Regions from separate parts of the Homo sapiens genome. Here region 2 is linked to region 1. A link is an interaction called in ENCODE POLR2A ChIA-PET data of the cell type or tissue named here. Cell type or tissue: OCI-LY7. All regions are shown on one strand. Each heading gives the region's core, and the rest is flanking DNA. Links, peaks and the distances in the headings are about the cores only. Region 1 overlaps LNPEP (leucyl and cystinyl aminopeptidase). Region 2 overlaps LIX1 (limb and CNS expressed 1).

Region 1 (16,613 bases), core at 3,960-8,959:
TGGGGGAGAAAAGCTTTTCAAGCTCCATACATCCACTCTGCCCTGCGTTCCCTCCATTCACTGAGAATCATGCAGGTGATGAGAGAACTGTTCATAGGAGACGCAGGGTAAGGCAGTAACAGAGGCAGAAAGAAGGTTGTGTACATATGTAACAAACCTGCACATTGTGCACATGTACCCTAGAACTTAAAGTATAATAAAAAAAATGTTAAAAAAATGATTTAATCCAACCCCTTCCTTTCACCAATGAGAATACCAAAACCCCAAAAGACTTATTCTAATTCTTGGTCTAATACTGCCTTCCTTTCCCTAAAAGCTGCCTTTTGCCTGGGTCCCTGGGAAATCTCACTAGTTTATAAAGCAAACTCTGTTGTCAAAATGCGCTGATTCAGAGAATTAGATAAAAACAAATAATTTTTCACTCTCTTCCAAGCTTTTAAAGTCTCTCAACAGTTTAATATTAAAAGTATCCAAAATAACAACTGTTAAGATCAGGCAGTTGATATTAAGAAAGGTAAAATGGTCTCTAATACTAAGACTCCTTTAGTGCTTTGCAAAGAAACATATCCACCAGCATCATTATCCTTTAGATAGTTATCAGTAAGAACCCTTAAACAGAATATTCTCAATACAAACGTAACTGTCATTTTATAATGACCACTAGAAAATTAATGGGGAGATCTACTTTGCAAAAGGGCCTATTTCAAACATTCATCATGTAGAAATAAAACAGGATCTGAATAGAGAAATATTATTCTCATGTGACCTCATTTTGACAGTGGTGTCAAATGTCTGTATTTTGATATTCAAACAAGACCATATCATACTAAGCCTTTATCAGCTCTTCATCATAAGCAACATCTTGATTTTAAGTAAAGATTTCACAAGCAGGAAAGTGAAGAAAATGGAATTTAACTGGTTGCTTTTTCAGCCTATTACTGGCTGAAAATGGAACCATGAATAACAATATTAAAGATAAACAGCAAGAAGCTGGCAAAAAGGCAGACTTACCACCAGTCTTGAGGCCAGATCCATGTATCCCAGTTTTTCAAGGAGGTTATAGATGAGGTCTGTCTGAAACAGGGCTTCGGTGATGGGTGCAGTATGGTTCTCATTTCCAAGATAATTAATCAAATCAAAGGCCCTCTTGAGAGGTACCTTGCCTAGGCTAAAGGATAAAAGAACAGGAAAAGTAAATATGCAGAGACACACAGAAGAAGTCTATGCATGCTAAAAGAGAAACTTAGGGTTAGATGGTGAGTCTTGGAGACCAAAAATTTAAACTTACAGTGGCATTTTGTAAAGTTAAGCTAAATATGATTATCTCTGATTAATTTCATGAGGCCCAAGATTAAAGAGGCATTTCAAGAGAAAGATAAACAATAGCTCATTTTTTTTTATTCCTAAGTCTCCTGTAAATTGCTACTAACTCAGCAAAAGTATAATATCTTGGGTTAGAAAAGATGAATAGTACTAATTTTATTTATTAATTAGTTATATTTGCCAGGAAAGAGAGTATAGCATAGAGAGTATCTGATTTCTTTTTTTAATTTTATTTGTTGGTTTAATGGGAATTTGTTTTTCAAACTTGTTATGACAAGGTCTATTGTGAATTTACAGTGAGTACATTTTTAAAATTAACCATTTTATAGGAATCACAGCAGCAATGGCTAGGATGACGTAAGAAGGGCACTTCATAAAAAACGAGACAAAATGGAAATGCCCAGGGAGATGAGAAGGAACACGTCAGTGTTTTTAAGCCTATCATCAATCTAAATTGGTAATATTCTATTCAGAGAATATGTTTACATGAGGTCACTGTCATCCTTGGCTTTGGGATTCTATAATGCATGAGGTGGTTGGGGAGGCAAGCAGTACAGATAAGGTGGCTCCAGCCATCAGAGATGTCCCTCAAAACCAATGCATAAGCACTAAGCTTCATGCTTAAACCAACTGCTGTTTGAAAATAATTCTCTTATAAAATAAAATAGAGCTTGAACTCGTGTATCAAGTTTAGTCAACAAAATATGTATCCTGTTTTTGATATCTAGTCTTGAATTATTATTAAATCCTGTTTCATTTAACTGTTCAGTATGTTCGTAGCTAATGTTTTATAAAGTCCCTGGAGGCAAAGAACACATATTTTCCCAATCCTCCAAAATGTATTGTACCAACCAATACATGCTAGTTCTTTCAAACTGTTTTTCATATATGTTCTTTACCTCAATGACATTTGTTTAAAAAAAGAAAAAATCTCAAACTAAGTATACTCTACCCTGCAAGTTCAAAGATGTTGTTGATAAGGTTGGCTCGGTCTTTGTCACTCAGAACATAAGGATTTATTTTCAACTGATGGATTAGTGCTTCCCAATCATCATCTGCATAGTGTACAATATAATAACCATTCATGTTTATATTCACTTTGACCCACAGCACTTCTTCTGTAAGATTGATGACACCTAATGGAAACCAAAAAAATGAGAGATTGAGAGAGAAGACAATTGGACAAGAAAAAAAAATTATGAGTGCTTTGTTTTTTAGTTTATTTTTATATTTAATCATTCTAGTAAGAAAAAAATGCCTGTCTCCAAGTACAGTTATTTTCACGTTAGTGAAGGTCAAGACATTCATTTAACAATTATTTATTTACTGTGCAATATTGGCTGTAAGCTAGGTGCTGGAAATCAAATGGTGAACAAGGTAGATATGTCTCTGCTTTTAGAGATCTCACAGTCTAAAGTAAACAGGCAAGTACAATATCATACAAGCGCTATTGACAGAAAAAGAAAAGACAGCATTCAACGAATGCACATAGAAAAAATGCTTCCCTCTCCTAGGGAAAGTTAGGAGCGATTTCTTGGAAGAAATGACATCTAAGTTGTCATTCTTCTAAGAGACCTCAAAATATGTAGGTGTTGGCCAAGTGAAGAAGATATAGTAGGGAACCCAAGTGCTCAAGGCCCAGAGAGAAAGTATACATGTTATCCATGCACTGAACTGGCTCCCAAGTTCATTATGGCTAGAGGAAAGAGGGAGGGAGAAAGTAAAGGTGTAGGATGAGGCAGCAGGGGAAGACAGTGAGAGAACTGTGTAAAATGTGTCCCATTTTGGCCTCTGTCTTTTGTCATGTTAGCAAAGGAAGAACAAACAAAGCCATTTAGAAAAGTCACATTATTTAAAGCTAGCAAAATAAACATTAGGGAAGGCTTAAGATTGCATAAGGGACAAATAAGAAATAATTGGGTTAAAACAATAGGAAAGGATAGGCACTTCTGGGGTCTCTACTATAAATGCTGAGAGAACTGTTAGAAATTTCCATGGAATTATGTCAACTAATGTACCAATAATGAAGCGCTGAGAGTTAACTGACCACAAAATATATGTATGAATTTTTAAAATCCTTAAAACTGCTAATGAAGAAATGTCTTTTAAAGTTGGCAACAAGGATGTAGACTTAATTATAATGGGGTATGCTTCTAAGCATCTTGAGGTTTACTATTATTTAATAGAATATAAGCTACATAAGCTTACTATTTTGCTTACTGCTAACGCCTCAGCCCCTATAACAATGACCTAGCAGGTACTCAACAAATACTGCTGAATTAGTCAGTGAATGAATAAATAATGACTATGTCACAATAAATAGTTTTAAATCAAGTGTAGACAAAGGTTTGTAGATATTTATTATATAATTTTTACCCCCTTTTAAAGTAACAAATACTTAAAAAAATTTTTAATTGTAAGAAAAAGAAGAGTAGAGATAAGAATAATCTAAACTCAGACGATGATAGCATTTTGGAATGTACTTCTTGCCAAGTTTTTGTCTTATACTTGTTTTTAATATTTTATACAGCAGATCTATATGCATTTATTTTATCCTTTTTCACCTATCAGATCCCCCCGCACATTTTTCCATTGTCTTCATAAGCAGTGTTCAAATATCTTCATAATATTTCATTTCAAGTTTATCCAATCTATTTTGAACAATTTAGGCTGTTTTAAAATGTTCACTATCATTATAATTCTGTAGTGAAGGTTTTTTATATAAAATGCTTTATAAATATGTTTTCAACCTAAAGATTATATATTAGTACCTGAAGCCTTAGCTTAGGTACTAAAGATTATATATTAGTACCTGAAACCTTAGGATTTATCAATTTCAAAAACATGAATTATTCAAATGTGTCAGATGCCCTTAATATCTTTGTTATTCCAATTATATCGATACTGCAAAAGATGTTTAAGATGAAAAAGACATTCTGATCATGTCTTAACAGGACATAATAAGCTAAGCAGTCTTTCTTACTAAAAAAATTCCGTACTTATTTCTGTTATATTGCTGATACAGCAACAGATGGGAAAGATCAGTTAAATAAGGTTTATTCCTTTTTCAAGGGCAGAATGCAGTTTTAAGGGATACTTGTGATGGCAGCAGTGGCTGCTCCAAGTTGAAGCCATTTTTAGCAAACCTATGACTAAGGAAATTAACTTTATCATTAGCTAATCCAAAAATATCAACACTCTCCAGGTCACCAAACACTATATCCTATGGAGCTTTTATCAAGAAAGAACCCTAGGGCTGGGCATGGCAGCTCACACCTGTAATCCCAGCACTCTGAGAGACCAAGGCAGGAGGATCACTTGAGCCCAGGAGTTTGAGAGCAGCCTGGACAACATAGTGAGACATCATCTTTACAAAAAATAAAAATTAGCCCGCATGGTGACACATGTCTGTAGTCCCAGCTACTCAGGAGGCTGAGGTAGGAGTATCACTTGAGGTCAACTATCACTAGGTCAAGGCTGCAGTGAGCTATGATCATGCCACTGTACCTTAGCCTGGGTGACAGAGCAGGACCCTGTCTCTAATAAAAACAAACGTAAAGAAAAGAAACAACCCCAGAAAGAAGGGCTACAGAGACCCAAGTCTCCCTTGCCCATAAAAGGAGACAAGAAATGATGGCTATGACAATTGTTCCACTAGATGGATGCAGAAAACATTGAAATACATACGGAATACCTTGGTTGATAAGCAGCTTGCCATGTTGTAAACCTAGCCAAGTCCAGATGGTAAAGAGGAGGGACACAGCTGGGAATATACTTGAAATTATTACTGTCATCGAGATGACACAACATAAAGCAGTACAGCCAACAGCACAAAGACAGACAGAGTTATCATTTAAAGAATCAACATCATTAGTCTCTTTCAGTTCTTCTGAATGATCCAGAATGGTGGACCTTAAAACCACAGGTATTGAAAAATAATAGCTTTGCACACAAGGGAAGTAACTACATCCTACAGCTCAAACGTGGATGAAGCTACCCTCATATGTTTTTAATTTACTATAGTCATCAACAGATTAACACTTCAATTTTCAGTCTATTGAGTAGCAAAAAAGAGTGAGCAACTGCAATATTAAATGGCAGAAGCCCAGATGAAGTAATCTAACAGTGATTTTTAAAAACCATTTGTCAATGAGCTACGAAAATCAACTACTGTTTTACAAAAAAACTAAAGTTCTGAAACTAAAAAACCCGTTTTTACTACAAAGTTACAAAATTTCCTGTACAGTTTGCTCCAGAGGGCTAGCATCATACATGCTATTGAACTTTATCACTCCTGTTCAAAAGCATTCCCTTCTCTAATACCCCTTTCTTTCTCCTTTATTAGGGGAAAAAAAGGCAAGAGCAGAGAATGGCACATGATAAATATTTTAATTACTATATGCCCTTCCTTCTTTCATCCTAATTACCTTTTCTTCCAATGACATATCTTTAACTTTCACAGCAGTATTTCTGATAGTGATATCCATTTGGAAACATGAATGTTTTGCATTAGATTTAATACGAAAATCTCCTATAGTTAAAGATCTTAGGTCTGAGTAAAATGTGGATAAGAAAGAGAGAGAGAGAGGGAGGAAGAAAGGGAAGAGGGAAACTTTAAAAAATATAATTCCTCAATATGTAAACTGGAAAAATGGCCCCATCAGCATTTCTTGTGCACAATAAATACTAATTGTTCAAAACTCATGTATGTGAGAAAAGGAGACAAATACATTGACCAAACATAACTCTTATATACAACTGAACTAATGAACTAACCCAACAACCCTTGAATTAGAACACATGAAAATATATTTAAAAAAAGAAAGAAAATATATTAAAGATTTAACCAACCATCAAGCATCAAAATAATACACTATACTAAAGTATTACAGCATAAAAGAAGCCTGAAGTCACCCTCTCTGCTACCTTTCTTTTGAGAATAGAAAAAATAAAAATGCAGTTAAATTAAGAGTAATTCTCACTGGAGCATTAGGAACCAAGAAGGCTCAGCTGTCCTCAGGGTCAAACGTAAGGACAGAAGTTTTCATGTGGACTCTCTAAACCCGAAATGGCAGGAATTAAAATAGCAGCAGCAGCAGCAAGGGAAATAACACAGTTGAGAAGAGGAAGTAACAGACACTACTTTCATCATGTATTGGCCCAGTTCCAGCTCTAGATTAAATCAATTATATTCTAGTGAATTTTGTATATTCCTCTTTACTAAGAAGAGGAAGAGAAAAAGAAAACATCATTTTATCAGGCTTTGCATGTTCTTTTCCTAGAAATTTTTATAGTGAGACTGGAGTCACTTCATTATGGACTAAAATTTACTAATTCATTAAGTTTTTGTGTGCCTACTAAGTGCTAAAAGTGATTTACAGTGATTCATATAGCCATGATCACTACCGTCAATGGGGGAAATACCTAATATGAGGATAGATATGAGTGAACAGTACTTACAGTATATTATGAGTGGAGAAGTAGAGAATGTTATTAAAAAACCTAAGTAGGGCATCTAAACTGTCTTCAGGGAAGGAAAGGTTTCCTGGAGCAAGCAATGGCTGAGCTAAGATCTGAAGAATAAACAGGAGTAGGCCGAGGGAGTGAGGAGGCAAGGGTGTTCCTTAAGGAGAGAAAATAGCATATGCAAAGACCTAAAGAGGCAGTATGGCATGTTTGAGTTGCTGATAGAATTTTTGTGCGGCAAAAGCACAGAATGCCAGGTAAGGGCCTAGAAGGCTAAAGCAGTAAAATATGAGCTAGTCTATGGGGTTAAACTCTCAAAAAGAGCTCAACAAGCTCAGAATAAACTCAGGTAAAGAGTAAAGAGGAGGGTGGGCACAGTGGCTCACGCTTGTAATCCCAGCACTTTGGGAGGCCGAGGTGGGCGGATCACGAGGTCAGGAGATCGAGACCATGGTGAAACCCCGTCTCTACTAAAAATATAAAAAATTAGCCGGGCATGGTGGCAGGCGCCTGTAGTCCCAGCTACTCAGGAGGCTGAGGCAGGAGAATGACGTGAACCCGGGAGGCGGAGCTTGCAGTGAGCTGAGATCGCGCCACTGCACTCTCACCTGGGCAACAGAGCGAGACTCTGTCTCAAAAAAAAAAAAAAAAAAAAGAGTAAAGAGGAGCCAGGTGCGGTGGCTCATGCCTGTAATCCCAACACTTTGGGAAGCCAAAGCAGGAGGATCACTTGAGGCCAGGGGTTTGAGACCAGCCTGGGCAACATAGTGAGGCCCTGTCTCTACAAAAAATACAAAAATTAAGCCAAGCATGGTGATACATGCCTGTGGTCCTAACTTCTTGGCAGGCTGAGGCAGGAGGATTGCTTGAACCCAGGGGTTTGAGGCTGCAGTGGGCTATGATATTGTCACTGCACTCCAGCCTGGGCAACAGAGCAAGACTCCAACTCAAAAAAAAAAAAAAAAAAAAAAAAAAAAAAACAAGAAAAAACAAACAAAAAAATCAACCAATGAAACAAAAAACAGATAATAAAAGCAGATTTCTTATTGCCCAATTATTTCTAATAGCACTGAAAATTAATATACTATCAGAAAGTTTGCAAAATTTCCTTATTAGTTTCTTGCAAATACTCCAGCCATGTTTTAGCTGTGCTTCAGGATATAGGGAGATGGGGTTATTTGTTCTCTCTTGGGTTAGAGACTATCCTTTTACGGCTCATTCAAAGTTAGAGTTTTGTTTACTCAAAGACAGTAGCAATTCCTTGTACTTCCAGCTATGCTATCAAAGATATGATGACATTACCAACTACCACTAGGATTTTAAATAATTAGATTGTTGCTGCTTTAACACTCCACTATGGTAAAACTGCAATGAAACTGGCACATTCATGTATTTCAGGTGGCATTATCAACTGTAACTACACAATAAAAAGGGCGATTTGGTTATATGTACCAAATCACAAAAGGTACTGCAGTCTTCATTTTTGAAAAGCATTCCTTAAAAAATTTCATATAATGGAAAAACCTTTAAGATTTGAAATATTTAATTAAGGCAATATTTTATAACAACAAATGGTGAATCAAGTAGGTTAAGTCAATTACTATATATGTTAAGTTAAAAAAGGCAAGATACAGAAATCATATATACATAATGATTTTGACTAAGTACAAATATTTATTAAAAATGACTATAAACAAATAATCATAAGAATAGTTTTGATAGGGTAATAAGATTTGCTCTCCATTTTCAAGGTTTTATGTAATATAGATATATTAAAGATTTACTTTTTCAATAACGTTAATGATAGTTAACATTAATACAGCACATAATATGTGCCAGGCATTGTTCTAGGTGCTTCATATAAATGAACTCATTTAATCCTCACCACAACTACATAAAGTAAGTATAATTACTATCTCTTTTGTACAGCTGAGGGAATGAGGCTCACATAACTCGCCTAAAATCATATAAGTGATCAATGGTACTGCTAAGAATTGAACCCGGCAGTCTCTAAAGTCTCATTCTCTTACCACTAAGCTACACTCACCCCTCAAAAATATAGGCTTTGACACCAGATCCAAATTCAAACGAGAAATTTTCCCTTTTCTTCAATCCAAAGCATCACTAACGGGTCCTACAGAACCCAAGAGCCTTGTGTTTCTTTAGGATGTAAATTAAAAGGAAGATATGTGGTGTGACATTCATAGTGGTATTTAACAAATGGCCCAAAATTACATTTCAATTGCTTTTTATATTGTAGGTCAGCATACACCACGTTTATATTTTACTATTCCCCTCCCCCTTCCTATCATAGTTTCATGCCCCATTTTCTTGTTCCCCAAAACATATACTATGTCTGCAGGGCATATTGCAATAACTATTTACTCTAAATCCAATCATGAATAAACCTCAATTATACACACAAATCATTTAGGGTGTATCTTGTTAAAATGCAGTTGCCTCAGCCCAACCCTAGACAGTAGATAGCAGAGGATACTTTAAGAAACTCCTCTTATTTTGTAACAAAATATTAATCTTGGGTATAAAAACATGGCATTCGCTATTTTCTTTCAGGAATGCCAGTACATTCTCTGCAAATTTTTGTACCTTATTTCACATGGCTAAAAGCCAGTTTTGTGCATGATATACAGAATCAATCTCACATTAGTCACATCTTGCATATGCAACTCATAAAACCAGTTCAGAGAGTGTGCACACTGGAAAGTGTAATCTTATATATGCACTCTGATCAGATTTTTAAAATTATGCCATTTCCAATCAGAACTGTCATTATAGTCAAACCTGATTTCTTATCCAGTAATGATACCGATTGATATTTTGAATAATTTCTTCCTTCAGTGACATAGGATAGTGGAATATGCCACAGGTAGCTGTAAAGAGAAAACATTGGAAAATTAGTTACATATGATTTTTTTTTTTTTTTAATTTGGTAGGAAGGTTAAGCTATTCCTAGGAAGGGATAATCTTGTTAGGTTTCACAAGAACTTATGATTATAAAACACTTAAAAATATTTCCACCTGAGAGTGCAAAAGAGATGGCATGAAAAGAAAGAGGGCATGTACCTTGTATCTGAAGGCTGAATTTCAGGCTTCATATTTAAAAAGAATCTCTCTTGTTGTATAAAAAGTTCCTTTCCTTTCTTTTGAACAGTCACTAAAGGAAATCCTTTCTGCAGGGTCCAGGTTTTCATCATTCTCTTTACATCTAGTGTTTGGTTTGTGACCTACAAAATATATATATATATATATAAAACTTTTTCCTTAAAAATAAAAATTGGTTTAAAAAATTTTACATTTTAATTTATCTGTACCCTTCCCTCTTTTCCTACCATCTATAAAGACTACATTTAATGTTAATATAAAAAAGAAACATGAATGTTGAGTTTACACTTCTAATCTAGGTAAATGAGCAACTGCTAAAAGGAATGTAACCTGGAACAGAGCTAAGTGATAGCTAAGGGAGTGAGGGAGGCACTAGGTTGAGAAGTGGCACATATATCAACCAACTAAGAATTCATTAAAATCCCTAAATTCATCAAGTTAAAATCCCTAAGAAGGTATAAGTATTCTTTCAAATCACAATACTAACATCTACAAGATATGAATAATGATATACAGTCTAGAATCAGAAACACTGCTACTCAATCCTGTGAAGCACCTGAGTCTGGGTTTCTCTTTATGCTCCTACCCTCCACCTCCACAATGATAGTCTCTTAGGACCTAATACTGTGGGAGTGCCAGGGAGCAGCGGCAGCAGAAGAGTGACATATGAACAGGTCAGTTGCCTTAAGTCTTTCTAGAAAACAGTGGTAAACTACTTTAGTGGTCACAGCCCTTCTTTCCCAGAAAATATATGAAGTTATCTATAAAATCTAGAACCTAGTGTCAGAGCTTTGCAGACCCTCTAAGGCCCAAAGCCCCTAAGACATCTAGTATCAATAACTAAGAAGCAATTTTTGAACAACAGTCTCTTTAAAGCAGGTGGGTTAAACTCAGGATTCAAATTATTTTTCTAGATTATATATGAATTTGAATTGTAAGCAACAAAGTCATGATGTACCTAAATTGATAAAATCACTCTACTATGGCAGGCCTCACCTCAATCACCATATGCCCATTTATTTAAAGCACAAAAGGATGGAGCAAATCTTCCCATTTTAATTAAACTTGTATTTATCATGGCTCTGACCTATTTATTTCTGAACCAGAGGATTAGAAGAAAATAAGCTTGCCTAAAACCAAGGTGCTTTTGGGTGTCGAAGCAGTATTGAAGTGAAGAGGCCAATGCATAATTTGATGTGGGTGCTGAAAAACCTGAGGATAATGTTAGGAACTAGTTTGGGATGGAAAAACACCATGATGCAAAAGTTGCAGTCAATGAGAAAGGCAGAAATATGTTCTAAATGCCAACAGATTAAGACAGTAAGTATAAAGTAAACAATGTGGCTTTCAATTGAAATACTACTATATGATCAGAGGAAAAAAACAATGATTTGGGAACAACTGTTAGGTAATAAGTTCTCAAAGAGAATTCAGAGAGTAGGGAAGGTATATCTTCTGGGCAAAAGACTAACAGCTAGAAAGTATCAGGATTCAGATGAGGCAAAGAAGCAGTAAAGAGTGTATGAGAAAGATCCAGAGCAGGGGTTCCTAACCTAGAGTCAATAAAACTTTGAAACTGTGTGTGATGTTCTGCACATATGTGGTTTTTCTGAGTAATATGGCCAGAACTTTCATCAAATTTCCAAATAAGTCTGTGATCTTTCTTTCTTTTTTTTTTTTTTTGAGACAGAGTCTGGCTCTGTCACCCAGGCTGGAGTGCAGTGGTACAGTCTCGGCTCACTGCAACCTCTGCTTACCAGATTCAAATGATTCTCCTGCCTCAGTCTCCCAAGTAGCTGAGACTACAGGCATGTGCCACCACGTTGGCTAATTTTTGTATTTTTAGTGGAGACGGGGTTTCACCATATTGGCCAGGCTGGTCTCGAACTCCTGATCTCATGATCTGCCTGCCTTGGCCTCCCAAAGTGCTGGGATTACAGGCGTGAGCCACCACGCTCAGTCAAATCTGTGATCTTTCAAAGTATTATGACCCATCAATCTAAATCAGGGTAACAAACACAAATGCTTATAAGGGTTTTGCAGTCAGTATACATGCATGAAGCAGCCCGGGTTCATGTGCTGCTTTGAAGTGTAACTTCTACATAATTACACTGCTTGCTAGAATATTTCCAGGAATGACAAAATTCCAACAGCAAAATCATCCAAGGATAATATGCAGTCAGCTTGTGATGTATCATCTACTCTGGAGGAACAGTCACAAAGGCAAGAGATTCATAGAGCAGAGTACAGAATCATTCAAAAGAGGCAGAAAAACTAAAAGGGTAAGGATAGGAAAAGAGATTTCTGGAAAAAAAGTCAAATAATGAAAATATAGTAATATTCATTAATACGGAGAAGACAACTTTCCTACAAAATAGGAATAGAAGTTAAGGTACAGGAAAAAAAAAAACAACTGGCTACCCAAGCCCACACACGTCTTTTCCAACAACTAAGAACAGCACTCCCATTTCTTGACATAAAATTTAGTGCTCCATTCATAAATATTTATATAGCAAGCTCCATCCCCCCCTTTCTTAAATAACTATGCTTTGTACCACAGATTAACTTACACACATGCTAAAAAGTATAAATAGACGAACTCCTCTCTTTTTACAGTAAGAGCTAAATAAATTACCCAGGTCACTTACCTCATTAAAACTATCCCACAGATCATCACTTTGAATAGATGCATAGCTGTGATTATGCAGGTAAAGGACAACAGCATGTTGAAACACATCTTCACTAAGGTAAGTTTTCAACATCAACAAGAGAGAAGATCCCTATTAAAAAAAAAAGTGAGGAAAAAGAAAGAAAATAATAGAATACTATAGATTATCGAATTGGGAATCTAAAATTCAAACTACAGTCATTCTAAAAATTTACTTTCATATGTAGAACTTAGTTATAATATACTGCTACTTAGTCTCATATAGATGTGGACTGTGTTCAACTGTCTTAAAATTATTTTAAAGGATTTGAAAAAGAATTAATGAGTAGATTCCCATGTGCACTATTCTAACCATGAGTCATTCTGTGTGGTCTATTGGTATACTCACTGTTTCAATGTTAGTGTTGAAAAGCTAAGTATTTATAAAAACATTTTAATAGAAAAACATGCCAAATTTTCTGTGGCACCTACACCTCCATCCCCAGTGCTTAAATCACCCATTGAATTTATTGTGTGCTGGAGACACAATAAATTGACAAGGCTCTCAAAAGTCTCCCTGCTAGGTAGGTCATTAATTTCTTATTTTAGTATATTGTGTTGTGAAGTAACCAGAATCTCTCTTCTTCCTGCAGAGTCACTTCAAATGCTTGGAACTAACAAATGTATAGGGCAGGGAGCATAATATTAAGGCCACACTATATCCATTGATGTGCTTGTCATCATTCGCAATCCTGAAATAAGCACCACCTCCTCTGTGAAGACCTTCCCGGTTTGAAATAGAAATCACATTTCTCCATCTTCAATACAATTTATATGGCATCCTGTATCTGTTACACATTTATTTCCTCATCTATGCAGTAAGCTGAGAGGAAAAAGTGAAAACTCAACTCCAATGACAAAAACAATGCCCACTACATAGTAGGCACTCTAGTAGTTTTTGAATGAATTTCACTTTTGATAAAAATGTAGTAATGTCAAGATTATTGTACACATAACTAAATTATTACCTATTACTCTCATTTCTGTATCACACTTCATAGCTATTACTTGTTCTATAAATTTAAGTACTCACTGTTGTCCCCAACAGTCCTTTCTCTTCTGCATCACCAACTTTTCCCTTCATACTGTAACATGCCCATTAACAAAACAAAAACGATGTAACATTCCTAATTTTAAACAAATAAAAGACTCTCTACCTTTCCCTAACTTCACCCTCCTCGTTACCAACTCGTTACCGTGCTGTTTTTTTGTTCCCCCATTGTAGTAAAACTCCTCAAAAGAGTTGTCCTCAATTTGCCATCTCCATTTGCTCTCTTTCCATTTTCTCTTGAGCCATCTTCTAATCATCACTCTACTGTAAGTATTTATTTATTTATTTATTTATTTTGAGATGAAGTCTCACTCTTGTCACCCAGGCTGGAGTGCAGTGGTGCGACCTCCACTCACTACAACCTCCGCCTCCTGGGTTCAAGCGATTCTCCTGCTTCAGCCTCCTGAGTAGCTGGGATTACAGGCACCACCACCACGCCCAGCTAATTTTTGTATTTTTAGTAGAGACGGGGTTTCACCATGTTGGACAGACTGTTCTTGAACTGCTGACCTCAGGTGATCCACCCACCTTGGCCTCCCAAAGTGCTGGGATTACAGGCGTGAGCTACCATGCCCGGCCGGAAGTATTTTTATCAAGGTCACTGGTAAACTTCCTGGTGCCATACAAATGTGAATTCTCAGGCTCATCTTATCAACCTATTGATAGCATTTGATATAACTGATCACCTGCTCCTCCTTGAGAGCTGCAAGACACTACTCTTGATTCTCTCCCTATTCACTGGCCATCCTTCTCGGTCTCGTCTACTGAATCCTCCTCATCTTCCAATGAAGAAAGTGTGTCCTTGCATCTGATCTTTGGACCCCTTTTCTCTATCTAAATTTCCTTCCTAGTTGATCTCCCAACTCCAAGGTTTCCAAATGATCCCCTGATTTATATATCTAATCAGACTTCTTCCCCCTTGAATTTCAGACCCATATCCAACTGCCTGTGTGGTATCTCCATTTGGATATCTAATCCATATCTCATAGTCACTTAGAAATGGAAGTTTCTTCCCCCTTCTTTCCCTAAACCTACTTCTAAAGCAGTCTTCTCCATTTCAGCAAATGGCAACTCCATTTTTCCAGTTGTTCAGGTAAAAATCTTAAAGTTACCCTGACCCCTCTCTCGTATTTCATATCTAATCCATGAACAAATTCTACTGGATCAATCTTTAAAACACACTCCAAGTCCAGTTGTACCTCCATCACCTTCACAACTTCCACCCTTGTCCAGGCTACCATTATCTCGCCACCCATCTATTACAATAACTTCCTAACTAGTCCTCTTTACTCCATGTACTGTTGAAGACTAGAGTGATCTTTTACAAAATAAGCCATATCACGGTACTTTCCTGATCAAATTGCTTTTCGTTTCACTTAGAATAAAATCAAGGTCCTTACTATGGCTTAGCAGACCCTATAATAATCTGGCCTCTTACAGTCCCTCTAACTTCATCTACTACTTTCTCCTCTGCTTACTCTACTTCAGATAACACTGGATCCTTGCTGGTGCTTGAACATGCAAAGCAACCTTTTATCTCAATCTCGTATCTCTCTCAATCTCATATCTCATGTGGGGGTCCCCAAGACCAGTTCCAGGTTTGATGATGCACTAGAAGGATTCACAGAACTCAGCATATAGTCATACTCACTGCTATGATTTATTACGGTGAAAAGATATGAAGTAAAATCAGCTAAGAAAAAAGATGCATGGGACAAAGTCCAGAGGAAACCAGGCACAAACTTCCAAGTCCTCTCCCAGTGAATCATGCAGGATGCACTTAATTCCTCCAGAAAGTTGTGACAGCATGTGTGAAATGCCATCTACCACGGATGATCATCAGAGATTCAGCACCCAGGCTGTTTACTGTGGGCTAGTCACGAAGGTACCTTCTGCCTAGCACATACCAAAACTCCAGACACCCAGAAGGAAATCACATTTTCAGCATAAACTACATTGTTTAGGCACAGTGAGCCACTCTTATGCAATAGTGGGAAATTTCCCAAAACCCAAGTTCCCACATGCCACCCAAGGGCCAACCTTGCAAGCAGGTCTTTCAAAGAATAGCAGTCTCAGGCCTCCTATATTAATTCTTTTCTGCACACAAGCACTATACATTGGTTATTTCTTCTACCTGGAATATTCTTCCCCAAGAAAACCACATTCCTCATGCCTTAGATGGTGTTCAAATGTCACCATACAGGAGGGCTTCTCAACCACATTATATTATAAACACCATTTCCTTTGTCATTCTCATTTCCCTTATCATGCTTTATTTTCATATTAGCACTTATTACTTAACACAATACCTACTTATTCATTCATTTGTATACAGTCAGTCTCTACCTTTGACCCCTGAAATGGAAACTTCACAAAAGAGACAAAGTCCACCTTGTCCCCTGATATAACCCCAGCACCTAGAACAATGGCTGGTATATGGTTAGTATTTGTAAGATTTGCTAAATGAATGAATTCTTGCAAGGCAACCTGCATCAGAATTAGGCTTGATGATTATAAAGACCAAACAGAATATGTCTGCTAAACGTATTTCCCTGCTGGTGCTTACCTTCTTGCACACAATACTGATAAGTTATCTAGTATCCCACTTCTCTTAATTACACAGAATATTTTTGCCAAATTCCCAATTCTGAAACAAGTAGTTACCATGTTGACAGGGGTTGACAATGATATGGAAACTACATATTCAGAAGACACTGAATTCTGGGTTTAGAGGGTTTGGGTCAGTGGCAGACAGAACTCTGTTATGACTCTGTTCTGTTATTATATAATGAACTTAGAGCATTTTAAGCAGGTTTTCAAATCCTGAAATAACTGCTCTAAGTTTGGTATAATAACAGAACCTCAAGTTTTAAATTTTCTTTATTGACAGGTCCACTATGGTCTTCAAAAATCACACCAGTAGCTCTAATTGGAATAGATTTA
Region 2 (16,613 bases), core at 6,638-11,637, 110 kb before region 1:
ATTATCCCTCAATTTTCAATAACTGGCAAAGATGTTTTATTTCTTGCTTATGGATACCGTGAAACTCATAAGCAATCAAGTTTCTTAGTTTGTCAACTAAAAAGCCCAAGGCAAATTTTCAGGTCATTTTTTTGTAGTGTAAGTCTACAGAACTTAATATCATATAATTTTTAAGACTAACGTCATACCTGATACTATTTATATTTTAACCTTTACTCTCCCTTTGAACTTATGAAGTCACTCATTTATTGTATCCTGTTACCAGGTGTATCTGTTTTACATGGTTTCAAATCCTTCACTGAGTGAGGGAAGGGTATAATTTAATAAACAGACCTACAAACCTATGCTGCCTCTGGGAAGTCAAAGAAGGATTCACAAGAAATATAAATGTGAACTGAGGCATTCAGTTGATGATGTCTTGGCCAATGGGAAAGGGAAAAAATGACACTCTTAGCATAGGGAACCACAGCATTTTCAGAATTAGGGAAGCATAAGGGTTAATGTGTGGCAAGGAACGGTTGGGAGAGGACAGGTAGGCACTCACATCAAACCATAAGAGATCTTCATACTTTGCAAAGCAGTACAGGTTTTATTCTATATAAAATCAGAACCTTTGAAGGATTCTGAGCAGAAGAGTGATGTATTCAAATGTACTTCAGAAAGATTACTCGGGTCACAGCATGAAGATGCTTTGGATTTAAACGATTTAAATGGCTGAGAGGCTGAAAGTGATGAGTGCCCATGGAGACAAGCTGCAAACACAGTATGTTCAGGAGCTAAAGGTGAAGGGACTTCACTAGGAATGAAAGTTGGGAAGATACTTTCATGCCTAATGAAGTCTCTTCACCTTCACCTTTACCAGTGGTCAGCCCTGGCTTTGGCCACTGGGTGGGAAACACAGGAGGAAGTGGAGCGGGTATGTGAAAGGTGAGGACGAAGAAAGTATGAAGTACCTGGAAGCCAAACAGAGAACAGCAATCGCCCTCCCCTATCCAAAAAAAAAGTAAGATCTGAAGCTCAAGGAAGAGATATGGGTTGAACTTCTACATTTCTAAGCGGAAGCCACAGCTACAGGTACCACTGCCAAGTGAGGATGTGTGGTGTGAGAAGATGATCAAGGAATGCTCTTAGGAACAGTTTTAGTGGGGGAAATAAAAGAAGAAAGATTTCTCTAAAAAGCCCATTGCCCAGAAAGAGACAAAGAACCAGAAGAGGGGATTTATGGAAACCGAGAGATGTGACATCTTGAGACTGAGGGTGAAGTGAGCAGCGGTCAGCCACAGGACAGATGTCCAATGAGATGTTTCCACTGACTGTGATGAATGTGAAATCCTTATTAACCTTCCGAAAAGTAATGTCAATGGAGAAAATGGGATACAAATTAGATTACAGTAGATTACAGTTGTTAGAGTAAAATAGGGGTTTAGAAGTAGAGATAGTGTCCTTCAGTAAGGATTTAGAGGGCTCCTTCCTACTCTGGTGGTCAGCACTGCTTGTGAAAATAGGACCACATTGCCTATTGTCCAGCGGGGAGTTGGAGACAAAACATGTTCTGGTCAAACTGGCATCAGTGGCTTCCAGACATCTAAGCCATAATTAAAGCTGGGAAGGACAACTAAAACTGAGCCACTGAATATTCAGACAGTTCTCAAATAGCCTGCAAAGATGGGCCAGAATCAACAAGATGAACTCTTAGAATATAAAATAAAAATTAAAAAAGTCTCAAGATTGAATCAAGATGGAGTGGACTTAGCACATTCTTCAAACTCTTTTCTAGTCTGAAATTCCCTAAAATGTCAAAGACATGTTTTAAAATAAGTAAATTCACAATAGTGCTAGGCAAGAAGAAAGGGTGCCATTGGAAGAGATGAACTTTGAGGCAATTCCGGGAGACGAGAGTAGAATCAAATTATTAGGGGCAAAGATGCCACAGTCTAAATATATATAGGAGAAACGTACTGTGAAAGTAAAGAAGAGCTAGAGAAACTCCAGGTTCACATGAACAAATGCAAAGAGCAGAATGCAGTCCTGGGGTAATTTTAAGGCTAATCAAAAACTGCTTTCAAAACTTCTGACCCATCCAGCCAGTGAGGTGTTGCCTTCCCCACTCCGAACAGTAGTCAGCAGTGTGTTTTTACCACTGGTAAATGAAAGTGAATTGACTGAGGAGGATGATTTGAATGTGGGTATAGAAGCCTCAGAACAGAGCTTGATGTAACCGTGGACACCAAAGACACGGATGAGAGGCAGCGAAGGGGAAAGAAAGGCAGCCATTGAGGAAGAGGCTCTCCAACCCACTTGTGCCTGCAGGTCCATTATTGAGCATCCTAAGGTGAAGTCTGCCTGTCAATACACCCCATTCAATACGAAGCACCCAGCTGTCCTCTCATTCAGGGGAGCCCCTCTAGGGAAACAGACATTCTCAAGCATAGAGGAAGGTTTTGTCAGCCATCTAAACTAATGTACTTGTTTGTCCATCTATGTCAATGAACTTAAGATCACCAAACATTTAAGGAAAACCAAATGCATAAAAGACCAAAGGCAAGCAAACAAAAGAACAAAACAATTCAAGCAGCACAGAATGTAAAAGAGTATTAAGTTAATATCCTCAGAAAATTTTGAAAGGATATTTCTCTCTAAAACAGCTATTAAAATGGAGCAAGCAGGGAGCAAGAAAATGAAATATGATGGCCAAATTAGAACAATAAGTATAAAGAATTAAGAGGAGCAAATAGAGTAGCAGACATAGACAGCCAAATTAGTAAGGAATAACTAAGTAAAGTCTTCTAGAACTTAGAGCAAAAAGACAGAGATGGAAGACAGTACAGGAGACATGCAGATAAATTTTGGAGGTAAACATCAATTTAGTAAGAGCTCTAGAAAGAGACAAAGGAAATAGAGGGGAGGAAATAAATAACAGAGGCAATTTTCTTTGAGTTAAAGAAAAGCATAGGTTGTCAAATGGAAATGGCCCAACATATTCCAAGCAGAATCATAACAAAAGAAAAGCACAGCTCTGTGGTTATGTGGGACTTAGAGACAGCATTCTGCTTAAAGGTAGATCAAGGGACTTTTTTGATACTGCATATGTACACTATCTGTTTTTAAAATTAGATTGAACATATACGTAGCTTTAGGGAAACTTCAGGGGGCATTAGCTCCCTGAAATGGGACAAAAACTGGCAAACTTGGTTAACAAAATCAAAAACTATTTCTTTGAAAAGACAAATAAGAAAGACAGATCTTTGGCATTTCCGATTAAGGAAAAAAGACACACCACACTAAGCATTAAAGAGAGGATATAATCATAGGAGTGTAATATAAGAATACTATATAAATCATTATTCATTGAAACATGAAAACTTAGATGATATGGACTACTTTCTGGGAACTCTTTACAATCTTTGCAACTCTTATATAAGCGTAGCATTTATTTCAAAATAGAAAGTAAAAAGGGGGGCTTCAATGGCTCCCTGTTACTTTCTTATTAAAGCATACATTCCTTACTCTGGCAATAAAGATTCTACAGCTGGTCCAACTTTCCCTTCCAGTTTTATCTCCCCGATTTCCTCTTCTGACACTTAATGCTTCTACCTAACTGTTCCTCATGCATGTCTTGACCTCTTCTAACCATTCCCATACTCACATTGAGATCTACTTAGGAAATGCTATTGCCACCTTCTCTTCATGTCTAAACCCTGACCATCTTCCAGGACTCCACAAAAAGTTTTCTCTGAATCTCCCTGATGGAACTCCCTACCTCCTGTGATTTCCCAAAGCAGTGTTCTCTGTTTCTCTACTAGGCTTAATGTTTTCTACCGTATGCTCCAGTTGTCTATGTGCATGTTCTTTCCCTTTACTGAAATGTAAGTTCCAGGGATGGGGTGTGTATCCTTATGTTCCCCATGACCTCAAGCACTGTGTTTCGCATACAGTGCATAAAGTGCCTAATAAATTGTGTTAAGTGAATAGCCAAATGAATGAATAACAAATCCAAAGAATAAATGAAGTTAATGTTTGTCCATTCTTGTATGTAACCAATAGTCAGCTAAGATCATTCACCTAAATCTGCAAGATAGTGGGCTAGGAAGGAAAAGTCAGTAACAGTAAAATCAGCTGATATTATTTTGTTCATATCTGTGGTTAAAGTTTTGAAAATGGATGAATTTAAAAGTATTGATTAAAAATATCTTATGATTCTCTCTGGATTTAATTTATGCATAGCAACTTTTTCCCCACCCGACTCTTAGGACCATAAATAACCAAGATCTGGCAGTACTCACACCCAGGCATGCATTATATTTGTTCATACATTCATTATACTCTATCTAGAATATAATGCATTTGACAGATTGGTGAATGGATCTAGAAGATATGAGTGTAAGAAATTCTAGTGTTATTGTTTTTGTTTTTGTTTTTGCTACCCGGAGAAGTATAAATTTTCCTATCATCTCATAAATTTTGACCCAAAATGATAGCTCTTCCCTTAGGTAATAAATTCAACATCCTCCTGTGGTCTTAAAAAAAAAAGAAAAGAAATAGGAAACAAAATGAAAAACTGAAAACTTCAGCAGGGAGGCCTCTTGCTGATTTCTCTGATCATTTTAGGGTCCCCTTTTCTTTATGTTTAAATCATCATATTTTAAGGCTCTCAGGAGGACTGTTAACATCTTTGCTTAAAAAGATCCAGAATTTCCTGAATCAAGTATGTTTTGAAAATGTGTTTGGGTGGTTGGCTGCCAAATCTGGCCCCTTCACCCATTTGGCCCTCCAAAATATGACTTGAGAAGGAAAACCAGGGGGAAAAATGAAAGAACATTTCTCCTAAAGCAATGTGCTTACACTTTTCTTTGTCAGTTCAGAAACCATCTTAAATGCTATTTTCACCATATAACATTTCATCATGTTTTTGCCAGCAGTTGGACTATAAGAGCCTACATGCTCATTCCTGCAATGCCTTTCACATAATCAAATGTCACCCCTGTGCATTACAAATCATTTCACGATGGATTATTAATGCCAAGACCATGTGCTGAAACATGGAGAAACCATTATGCCAGCAGTAGCCTTCTTACTGAGCCATGGACGTCACCACCAATGGTGCCAAGTAATTGAAAATACTTGAAGTGGAGTATGGGACTGGATTGTGGGACTAATCCCTCTGGTTTCAGGCAGTTTCATGAAAGCTGTAAGAGATTATGCTCATTCATTCTTTAGGAAAGTAGTATTCAGACTGAACTTTAGTTTTCTGATTAATCAAAGGAAAGCAGTCCAGTCAAAGACTCTGATGGATACAAACCACTGGTTTTTATGCAGAGAAGCCTCTCACTGAAGTAAATGGGAAGCTGTGTCCATGAAAGCTAATTAAAGAATTTTCAGTTAGCCTTGACACCACAACCTACAAAAAACAGAAACAGAGAGAGAATGAAAGAGAGAGAGAGAGAGAAAGCAGCCATAGCCCTGCCTTTAGACCAGGCCTTCATAAGTTACTACAGGATAGAAAAAGAGAAGTGAAAATATAATTTTATTTCTGCATTTCTAAAAAATAAATAAAATAATCTACTGATTAAAAATTTTTTTTTCAGAAAGTTGTATTGAAACACATTAGTACTTATTGGATCTTTTATAAAAGAAATAATTTTCTAACATTACAAGCATTAAGTATTTCATGTATTTTAGACATATTTTCTTCATGCCACTTTTGTCTAGGCAGTTAATCCTTCCCTAGCCACATATCATGACCATGAAAACTTGCAGTAATTTCCATTTTTTTACAATAGAGCAATACAAGGGCCATCAGATCCACGTCTGGCTCCCCTCTTGATGAACTCAGAAGGAAAGCCACTCATTGTTGCAGCAGCTGTTTTTGCTTCCAAATCCAAAAGGGAACTTGAGTATTTTATCTTATTTTATATTTTGATTTAAAGGGTTTGTGATTCAAGTTTTGCTTTCAAGTCAGTGACGTGGTCTTCCACATATAGCCTGCTGGAATGACTTGAATTAATGCATTTCATTCTTATTTTGACTAAAAAGGAAAAATTTCCTCGAATATAGTACTAGAGCATGTGATTATTTATGTGCATGAATTATGATTGAATGAAAAATGCCTCCTGACAAAAATATTAATGTGATAGCTCGATCTATTTGGAATGTGAGACACTCACTCATCGGGGCATTATATCTTTTTCACATAAGTATTTTGTTGTTAAAATGGCTTCCCAGAAAATAAGTACAGGTGTTAAACACTGGGTTCTGGTACTTAGGCTAGTTGAATAGTGCCAAGCACTCTATGAGGTTGAGACAATCAATTCTTCCATAGGCAAACTGTTGATTGACCTTTTTTTTTTTTTTTCCATTTGTAACCAATGTTTGGTGTTGCAAAACAGGGCTGCAGAGTAGTGAGATGCGGGGTGGCACACAGTGCAGATGAGCTCCTTGCCAAGCTCTGTCTCTAAAAGGCAATGAATTCATTTGATGGGTTTTGATTTTTATGCCAATCTGGTTTTCAAACCAAAGCTATTGCCTATGCTGATATCTAGAAAAACTATTTTTCCAAGGAGCATACAGCCTTAAACAAGGTGAGGAGTATTTTAATTTTGTTTTATTTTAGTTACTTAAGGCAGTAAGCAAACTTAATCTGCATTACCAGACATAAAAACGCGTTTTATACTTCCATGCGTTAAATGAGTCTTCTCAAAGTCCATGGAATTAAAAGTACATTTAAATCACAATAAACTAAGTTTATAAAATTAAGTTTTTCCCAGTAGAGAATGACTAAGAAAATCTGATTAATTCATACACTTGACTCAATGGAATTGTAATGCTCTTTTTGCTGAGCGTTAAATAAGGCCTGGCCTTGACATTCCACATCCCAAATAGGGATTTAGTTCCTGCTATAAACTTGAGACTATTGCCCAGCACTAATGCTGTTTTAATGCCTAGTATTTCTATTTGAAATTATCCATGACCTCTTCTCTGCCTCTAGGGTGGTATACCTTGACTCAGATGGACGACATGCTATGCAATGTAACTTAACTTCTAAAGGAGGTATTTCCTGGTGGAAATCTCCACAGGAAAGCATCCTGTTTTATAACTAATGAGACTCAAAGACGGGAAGGTTAGTTATAACCATTCGAAAGTCATATGTCAGCTAATTATCAGATCTTAATGACTTGCCCATGAAATTGGGAGTGCATATTGCTTTAATGAGACCCTTTATTTATTCCCCAGCCTCCTTCCCTAACTTTAATCTGTTTCTTTTTTTATTAAACAAAGTGAATAGAAATTCTTGACCTCCAAATATAGAATGTAGTGAAAGAAATGATTAGGAAAGGCCCCATGGTAAATAAAGACTTCAGACTATCTCCACAGGAGTCTCCCAGCCCCTAGTTCATAAACTTTAGAAAGATGCTCACCAGCTCAGTGAGTTGCTGAGTGGGGAAGAAAGCCTGACTCCATCTCTCCCTAACTCCCCCATCCCAACTCCTTTCACATCAAAGCAACTATAAAAATAAACCCAAATCTTGAGCCCTGATCAATTCGTCTTGTCTACACCTTAACTTGAAAAAAAGAAAAAGAATAAAAGAAAAAAGAAAAGAAAAGGAATAAAACCTCAAGGAGCAAAGCACAACACAGGCTTGTAATAGCTACCAGGGACCTTGGTCTAGGTATGTGTGTAGAATAGCATTGCGGCAGAGGTAAACGAGGAGAAGGCCAGGTGGTTTATATTATAAAAATAACATTCTGACCCACCATGTGCATGAAACATTTCTTTCAGTTGACAGGAACTGGTGAGTTTTCTCTGAAAATTGGACTCCCAGAGCAGTCCCCTCCCCCACACCTAGCTAAGACCCCCATCCCCAGCACACACAGAGCTCTAAATTGTTCCCAACATATTTGCAGCCACCCTGACCTATGGATAGACACGATATTAACTTGGGTGACTGAGTTCCAACGGTTGCCCTTTTTCACATCACCATCTGGAAGGAGAAAAAATGTTAATATATCCACAATTAGATAAATTGGAACACATGCAAATGTTCATGCTTCGGTCAGGGTAGTCAAGGTTTTAAAGCACTGAAAGGGGTTCCGTTAGCAACAGGGTCTGGTTTGTGGCATTCTTCGTGAAGGCTTGCTGTCAGGATGAAACCGAGGTGTTGGTGACACTGACCAGAGCTGTCAGGCAGTACGCACAAACTCCGCAAGTCACTTGCTAAAAGTCGGACTCCAAGTCACAAAAGCAAAATGTTCCCAAGCACCTGAATGACAGACCTAACAGCCGATAGGATTTGGGCAGGAATTCTCACTTCTCACAGAGTCAATTTATTTGGTTTTGCCACCTGCAAAGTCCCAGCTTTGGAAAACCCCTTGGGTACCATGTGCTATTGAATAAATGCCACCTAAATAACACTGACCTGCCCTTGACCCCAGAGAAGATGGCATCTTCAGCTTTGAATCTGCAAATAGATACAATCTGTCACATTAGCTATTACATTACTGTTCTTTTTTTTTTTTTTTAATCCTGCTTCTTACAGACTGTGTTTCAACTCCTTGGCTACCATTGGGAGGCACCAGTGAAAAGGTGCCTAAAATGTGTTTTATACATTTTAGATCTGGAGACCATTTTTCTCCTGATGTCTTTAAAACACATGTGTGAATAACTGTAGAAAGTCTGTTGTTTAAGATAGAAAGTTACTTGTATCAATGTCCTTCCATATGCATTCCTAAAGAAAGCACTGTAGTTGGGATGTAAGTACAGTAAAACCTTGGGATGTAGAAACAACTACTCAACACATGTATCCTGCCTATTTTCTAATACAAAGCATGGAAAACAATCATTAATCAAATGAGGGCTACCAGGAAAGTTACTGTTTCATGTCTAAATTGCTTCAGCTTGGCCAGAAGATGGTTCTATAATCAGTAAGACACCTACAGATAGTTTTAAAGTATTTCACAAATAAGTAATAAAAAAACTAATTTCTTATTAGGAATTTCTATTTATAACACATACATGATTACCAAAATTTTATTTCAATTAATATAAGAACTTCAGTTAATGCTAAATAGTTAACTAGTCATTATTTTATTTCAGGACAGCCTACTGGTCAACAAATTAATCTTGGTTAAATCTCAACATTACATAGTGTGACACCCTGGAAAATAATCATAGAAGAAATAAAAACTGTTAAGCAGAGAAGTGAAATTGAGACCTCAGTTAGTTAAGTCAGTAGTGCTATGTACTTCCTAAGGATCTAATTGTAGAAGAACTATCATAAAGGACTTTTTTTAAACCTGAATGCTACTTTCCTTGACTCTTGGGTAGAAGCAGTTTCTCTAATGAGAAATCAGCATTTCTGATGTTAGCAGAAGTGGCTTTACAATGAAGACAATGAAGCTTCTGCAGAGGCTCTTTGTAAATCACAACGCCAATCTTTTTATTTGTAATTTCATATTGTTTTTCTTAAACAAGGGCCCCCAAATTGTGTAAGCCTCAGGCCCCACAAAACTTGGTTCTGCTCCTGCCTGTTGGAAATGAGACATGGCAGGGGCAGAGGTTTCAGCAACACTCCTCTAAGAGTTGTCCTGGGTCCACATGTCAGAATCACCCGCAAATCTTATTATATGCAGACCCCACCATCATATAGCTGAAGAGATTCGGATTCAGTAGGTCAGCTTTGGGCGCAGGAATACACATGTTTAACAAGTTCCTGGGTAACTGTACTATGAACACTAAAGTTTTTGAACTATTGGTCCAAACTCCCGGCCTAGGCTTGGCAGCAATCTTTATAGTGTACCCTATAGGGTCCTGGTGACTTGTTGGTCATCTTAATCTATGATAAAATACAGGGCCAAAATGAGTTAGTCTTGGGGGAAATTTTTTATTCATCAGAGCGAGGGAAGTTTATTTTTTGTTTTATTTATTTAGTTTTTGAATTTTAGTACAGACCAGGTCTTGCTACATTGTCCAGGTTGGTCTCAAACTCCTAAGTTCAAGTGATCTTCCAGCCTCAGCCTCCCAAAGTGCTGGGTTTACAGATATGAGCTACCATGCCCGGCCAGAGAAGTTTAATTTAAATGACTTTTGCTCTTGAAGAGTTATCAATACTTCTTGGAATGCTGAGCAACCTTGTGTGGTAGAATTCCAAAATCTCTTGGCCCCGTACTTCATCAAGAGAGTACTTAAGGTTAGAATGAGATGCTTCCTACAAGGTAACATCTGATCTCTGGCCTAGTCGCAGTTGGCCTTTCTCTATTTTCCTTCTCCCTATAGTCCAGGAAAGCATCCAAAGGAGAACAACAGGAGGGAGGAGGAAATTGAGATAATGTCAGCATATTCCTGTCCTCAGTGAGTACCATTTATCCCCACAGTGTACTGTATCTTGCTTGGCCTTTTGTTGTAAATGAAGTCAAGTTTGTCATGGGAGGAGATATCCTTGTAGTCTTATATCAAAATGACCCATAAAAGTGCAAAGTTGAAGCTTTGTCTAAAATACTGTACTGATTTAGAGAGTGCTATGTGACCTTAGGCAAATTATATGTCCTCTTTATTCCAAAGTGGGTGGCCATTTCTGTGAAGAGCAAAATAGCAAAGTGGTTAAAAATCTGGACTCCCAAGTCAGACAGACCAGAGAACAAAACAAATCTTGTTTTGTTCACATCTTAAGGTGCATGACCTTGGGATGTATAACCTCTTTAGGCCTCTATTTCCTCACCTGCAAAATAAGGATAATAACAAAACCAACTTTATAGGATTGTTGTGGTAACAAAATGTGATAATAAACATAAAGTGCTCAGCATAGTACCAAGCACATAGTGCCAGCAATGTGGATTATTTCATTGAGACTTCTTAATTACCTGTGGTGAGCAAAGCCTTTGTATTAGTTACCTATTGCTGCATAAGAAATAGCCTGAAAACTTACAAACATTTATTGTCTCGCACAGTTTCCGAGGATCAGGGATCTGGAAGTAGCTTAGCTGAGTGGTTTTGGCTCAAGGTCTTCTGGAAGGAGGTTGCTTTTGGTAATCTGTCAGCTGGAGGTGCAGTCATTTGAAGGCTTGATCAGGGCTGGAGGATCAGCTTCCCATCTCACTCAGATGGCTGCTGGCAGAAGGCTTTAGTTATCTGCCATGTATGCCTTTCCTTGGGACTGCTCATAACATGGCAGTGACTTTCCCCAAGGCAGTGACTTTTCCTCTTGGTTCCACTTCTCTTCTCTTATAAAGAGATGGCAAGTGAGACCAAGACGGAAGTCATAGTGTCTTTTATAACCTAATATGGGAAGGGATTTGCCATCACTTCTACCATATTCTATTGGTTACACAAACGAACTCTGGTGCAGTGCAGGGGAGGACTACACAAGGGTGTGAATGCCACGGGGCAGGGGTCACTGGGGAATCTTACAAACTGGCTACCACTGCCTTTGAATAGCTTTCCTGAGCAATGCCACAGTCACTCTTTTTTTTTTTTTTTTTTTTACTTTAATTTTAGATCAGAGCCAGGAGGCTTTGAAATGATTATAGTGGTTTATAATCTACCAGCAAATGAAAGGCATCTGAACATCAAAATAAATGTCTGAATGAGGTCTGCTGGCCACTCGGAAAGCATGTGGCTCCACATGCCTGAGAAATTCACAGCTGACTTTAGTAAAATCTTGACTTAAATATCCCAGCTCTGCACTTTCGCAAAGTGCAAAGGACAGAAGTTGTCCTTCTATATTAACAAGTAAGAATGGTTAACAGAAAAGACACGGTTTACAAATCTATATTTATGATTAGGGCCTGGCTAAAAAATAGCAAGAATGAACTGTATAACCTGGGAAGTCTAACTCTAGCAGGAAGTTACTTTGAAATAACATCATACTTCACTCGCTCCCCAACCGATGTCTTTGACGACTGGTTTGGACACATCCATAAAATGTCCTGTCACTTACCATATTTTATTTTCTTACAGTGTTTCCCACTGTTTGATAGTAACTTTAACAGTGCCTGTTCTTACAGCAACATTCACATTCTGATTTAGATTGCAACCAAGCAGATTGCCGTTTGGCTAAATTTCTTCCCCCAGTAAAGATTCTTATGGGCTGAGAGGTCCCATTAAAAGATCCCTAGAGAAAAATATGCAGCCCTTACTGGCTGAGATTTGTAGTTCTAGAATTTAGAAGAAAGCGGCTGGTTAACATTATAGACATTTTGAAGTACTTGTCTTTCAGAAATGCCAAGAACAATAGCAAGAAAAGCCCTTTGATGGCTCAGAATTTATTTTATTTTATGTACTTATTAATTGGAACACTTTCTCCCCCGTTTTAAGCAAAGATTCTGTACATTGAAATAATAAAATGAGCATAGACATGTGTCTGCTTTAAAATCTTGGTATTGGTTAGGTCTCTGTAGTCCTTTTTCATGCTTTCTGGGTAAAGGCTCTTTCTGTTCTCTCAGCCGGGCTGCACTTTGATCTCCCGAGCAGTGCCATTTGGTTGTAAACGTATGTGGTGCTTTTGATCTAGTACTTAACTGGTCTTATTTAAAATAGATAGCTTCTTTTATCTAACTAGTGTTTACTAGGTCTCTCTCTCCATAAAAGATGGTTTAAATTGCTATTATTTAGATAGAAGTTGTTTCTGAAGAGTGCCTGGATCTGAATCTAATTCTCTAAATTCTAAAACTCCAACAGCTCTATGATAGATTTTGTAAAGCTAAATTCCTATTAAAATGAGCTGTTCCTACAGATGTCAGGTAATACTTGCAAAAACGTTGTTTGCTTTTTAATGGGGAACTGATTTTCCAAAGAATAATAAACATACCCTACGCTCAGGCAAAAATGGTCATCTCAAAGTGTCTGACTGCAATGACCAATTATCCATCTGAAATTCATTAATATATTTTTATATGACTAAGTTACACATACCATAGACGGTTTATTGAAATTGCGCTCATTTAAAAAAAATAAAAAGTATATATCTTTCATTCTTTTCTTTACGAGGATCTCTTGAACATTATGTCTAGTGCTTCAGTGACTTGTTTTTTAGTTTCCTAGGCTGTATTGTTGCTTATTCAGCAAACTAGGTCACAGGAGGCGGGAGACAACTAAGTCATAGGCTCTGCCTTTAGGGAGCTCACAGCCAGGAGACGGTGGGAGCAGAGCATTAGCAAACAGTTACACTGCAGTGTGGTCAGTGCCTCCCTTGGACAGTAGTCCTCCAAGCCTAGACTTGAGAGTGGTCAAGGAAAGCTTCCTAAAAGAGATGGCACTCAAGCTTCAGTGAAAGATTGGTGACTCAATGTCCTATAAATTTTCAGCCAAGCCCATAACACAAAGCCAATCTACCTTGTCAAACCCATTCTGGTTTCATACAAGTTGCCTAAAACTTAGAAGAGGTCTAAACCTTGAATGGCCTTGCTGTCTAAAGCTTCCCCCAAAGCCTTCTTGTGTGTCAACACCAAGAAAAAAGAAAAAAAAAACTACTTTCCACACTCATTTTGGAACTTTAGCTCCATTCTTCATTCAACAGCTATATAGAAAATCACTCTTTGGGCCCAGCACTGTGGCTTATGCCTGCAATTTCAGCACTTTGGGAGGCCAAGGCGGGCGGATCACCTGAGGTTGGGAGTTCGAGACCAGCCTGACCAACATGGAGAAACCCCATCTCTACTAAACATACAAAATCAGCCAGGCGTAGTGGCACATGCCTATAATCCCAGCTACTCGGGAGGCTGAGGCAGGAGACTTGCTTGAACCCAGGAGGCGTAGGTTGCAGGCGTAGGTAGCCAAGATCACGCCATTGCACTCCAGCCTGGGCAACAAGAGTGAAACTCCATCTCACAAAAAAAATTAAAAAAAATAAAATAAATAAATCACTCTTTATTGTAAGTTATAATATCTTCTTCTGCCTGCCCTTAATTGTTCTGCTTTGTTAGTCTCCTGGCAAATGTTGTTTGTTTGGTTGGTTTTTGTTATTTTTTAATTTGTGTTTGTTTTAATTCTCCTCAGTGTCATGTTCTTGCCATTTCAAAAGTCTTGTAATTATTTCATCAACACACTCACCATGTACAAGCATCTCCAAGTGCTGAGCCTGGCTTAGCCAGTGGAGGATGCTCAAGTAATATACAAAAACAGTATGGAGAGTCCTTAAAGAACTAATAGTAGAACTACCATTTGATCCAGCAATTCCACTACTGGGAATTTACCCAAAGAAAAAAATGTCATTATATGAAAAAGACACGTGCACACTCATGTTTATAGCAGCACAATTTGCAATTGCAAAAATATGGAACCAACCTAAGTGCCTATCAACCAATGAGCGAATAAGGAAGATGGGGTACACCATGGAATACTACTTAGCCATATAAATGAACAAAATAATGTCTTTTGCAGCAACTTGGGTGGAGCTGGAGGCCATTATTCTAAGTGGAGTAACTCAGGAATGGAAAACCAAATATTGTGTTTTCACATATAAGTGGGAGCTAAGCTATGAGGATGCAAAGGCATAAGAATAATATAATGGACTTTGGGCACTTGGGGGAGAAGATTGGGAGGGGGGTGAGGGATAAAAGACTACATATTGGATACAGAGTATACTGTTCTGGTGACAGGTGCACCAAATTCCCAGAAATCACCGCATTCCCAGAAATCACCGCAAAAGAACTTATCCACATAACCTAAAAGCACCTGTATCCCAAAAACTATTGAAATAAAAAATAAAATAAAAAAAGAAATAAATATATGAGGGGGCCAGTGGCTCACACCTGTAATCCCAGCACTTTGGGAGGCCAAGGCAGGTGGATCGCTTGAGCCCAGGAGTTTGAGACCAGCCTGGGCAATATAGTGAGACCCTGTCTCTACAAAAAATACAAAAATTAGCCAGGTATGGTGCCAAGTGCCTGTAGACCCAGCTACTCAGGAGGCTGAGGTGGGAGGATCGCTTGGGCCCAAGAAGTGGAGGTTGCAGTGAGCTAAGATTGCACCACTGCACTCCAGCCTGGGTGACAGGAGAATCAGTCTTTAAAAACAAAAGTATATGAGGGCTCCTCCCAGGCCCGGAGGCTGGGAGAAGGGGTGGGCAAGAAGTTACCCATAGTCAAGGACACGGTCTTTACAATATATAGGCACTACTGTTCTAGAAGGTTTGAGGGAAAATCACAGAGGACTTGGAAACTGGCTTCAGGGCACTCCAACTAGGTTTGTGGAGATGGGGAGGAGAGACAGGTCTCTAGAGGACACGAGAGCATAAGTCTGGAGCGTTCCCGGGACAGTGCAGAGATAGTCAACAGAGGGCAGATAGGATGGAGGTGGGGATGTTGTGAAAGCAAATGAGAGGGATTTGGCTTTCTTTGTTTGGTGGCACAGAACCCTTGCTCTGTGAAACTGTAAAATGAAGCGTGGTATTTGCTATTTTTCCTTTTCTTTCCCATCAATCACCAAGAACTACTGATTCTGAGAATCATGCATTTTGGGTAGTAGGAGCCTTGGAGATCAGACAGCCTAGCCTCCCTATTTGTCCAATGAGAAGATTAGCTCCCAAAGTTCAGGTGGTCCAGGTTTCTAAGAAGCACAGTCAGGGGTGCCCGGCCACCCCACTGACCAGGACCCAGGCCTGGACTTCTCTTGTTTCCCCCTAGGAGTCCAAGATCCTAGACACTTATCCCTGGGTTCACAGGAGCCTGTAGGAGAGAGGCCATCAACTCCTGGGCTCTCCAAAAGGTATGGGCTCCAGGGACAGTCCAGTACTTATGGGGCTTGTCCCTCTATCTGCAACCCCAGGAACGATGCCAAACCAGAACTTGAAAAATGGGAGTTGTTAGTTGTTCAGAGGCAGGGAGGACAGAAAAGAATCAGGATGCATCGACCAGATCCATATGAGCCACAGAAAGCCAGTCTAGCAGGATGGAGCACAATATTATATTTGAGAGGAGTGAATTTTTTTTATGAGTCACTAATCATAGGCTGCCTATGGCCCTAACTTCAAGAAGGTTTGAATGCAGTATGTCCCAGCAAAACCGCATGGATTGAGACCAAGGGAGAAATCCTAGTCCTCAAGAAAATCAGGGAACTGTTACTAGAAGGAAGGTGGGGGACAAATGTTGCAAATGCAAAAGCAATAGATATTGACAGCAGCACCCTTGTACTAACCTGGAGATAAAAATGTCTGGCTGGCCTGTTCTCATAAGTGCTACTGTGTGCCAGGTATTTCCAGTGCTTCATCTATATTAACCAATTGATCCTAACCTCAACCCTACTATTATTCCCATTTTATAGAGGAGGAAATTGAGGTGCAGAGAGACTAATGAACCTACTCAAGGTCTTATAGTTAGTAAATGCCAGAGCTGAAAGCAGTCTGACTCTAGAATTTGTGTTCTTAATTATTGTTACAAGTATTTCCAGATTCCTTGCTTTTCTCCTTTCCTTACATTTTTTTTCTGAAATAGGGATTTGAGGAAGGCCCTGATAATGAATATAAATTATCTAGCACACAATAATAGCCATTATTAATTTATCATTACTCATTAATAGAGTATGCAAAGCTTCTGACATATAGTAGACATTCAATGACTATAAAATAAGACAATAAGTAATTGAAGATCAACCAAGACATTTGCACGAACTCTAGAGCTGAAGG

What was found. ChIA-PET counts read pairs that join two places held together with the same protein. Peaks named below come from ENCODE experiments on the same cell type or tissue, not always from the same donor. Only the 100,000 strongest peaks of a DNase experiment are listed, where the experiment ranks them.
Region 2: POLR2A ChIA-PET joins it to region 1 with 5 read pairs; 6 of 35 experiments call an interaction of 5 or more read pairs at or near these places.

The regions. Positions count from the first base shown.
Region 1 is chr5:96,999,494-97,016,106 of GRCh38, reverse strand. LNPEP (leucyl and cystinyl aminopeptidase) reads right to left here. Exons shown (of 18, transcript NM_005575.3): 9 at 12,561-12,692; 10 at 9,874-10,034; 11 at 9,592-9,680; 12 at 2,276-2,459; 13 at 1,012-1,168. Among named protein-coding and RNA genes, the nearest start is that of LIX1-AS1, 66 kb to the left of the region's middle. In OCI-LY7, for the core only: no CTCF peak of the experiment used is centred there; DNase peaks (open chromatin) are centred at 6,456 and 7,424; H3K4me3 peaks cover 1,388 bases; H3K27ac peaks cover 3,100 bases.
Region 2 is chr5:97,107,661-97,124,273 of GRCh38, reverse strand. All of the region lies in intron 2 of LIX1 (limb and CNS expressed 1), which reads left to right. LIX1-AS1 (LIX1 and RIOK2 antisense RNA 1) reads right to left here. Exons shown (of 8, transcript NR_187470.1): 8 at 9,859-10,568. Among named protein-coding and RNA genes, the nearest start is that of LIX1, 27 kb to the left of the region's middle. RefSeq lists an enhancer at 1-498. In OCI-LY7, for the core only: no CTCF peak of the experiment used is centred there; no DNase peak of the experiment used is centred there.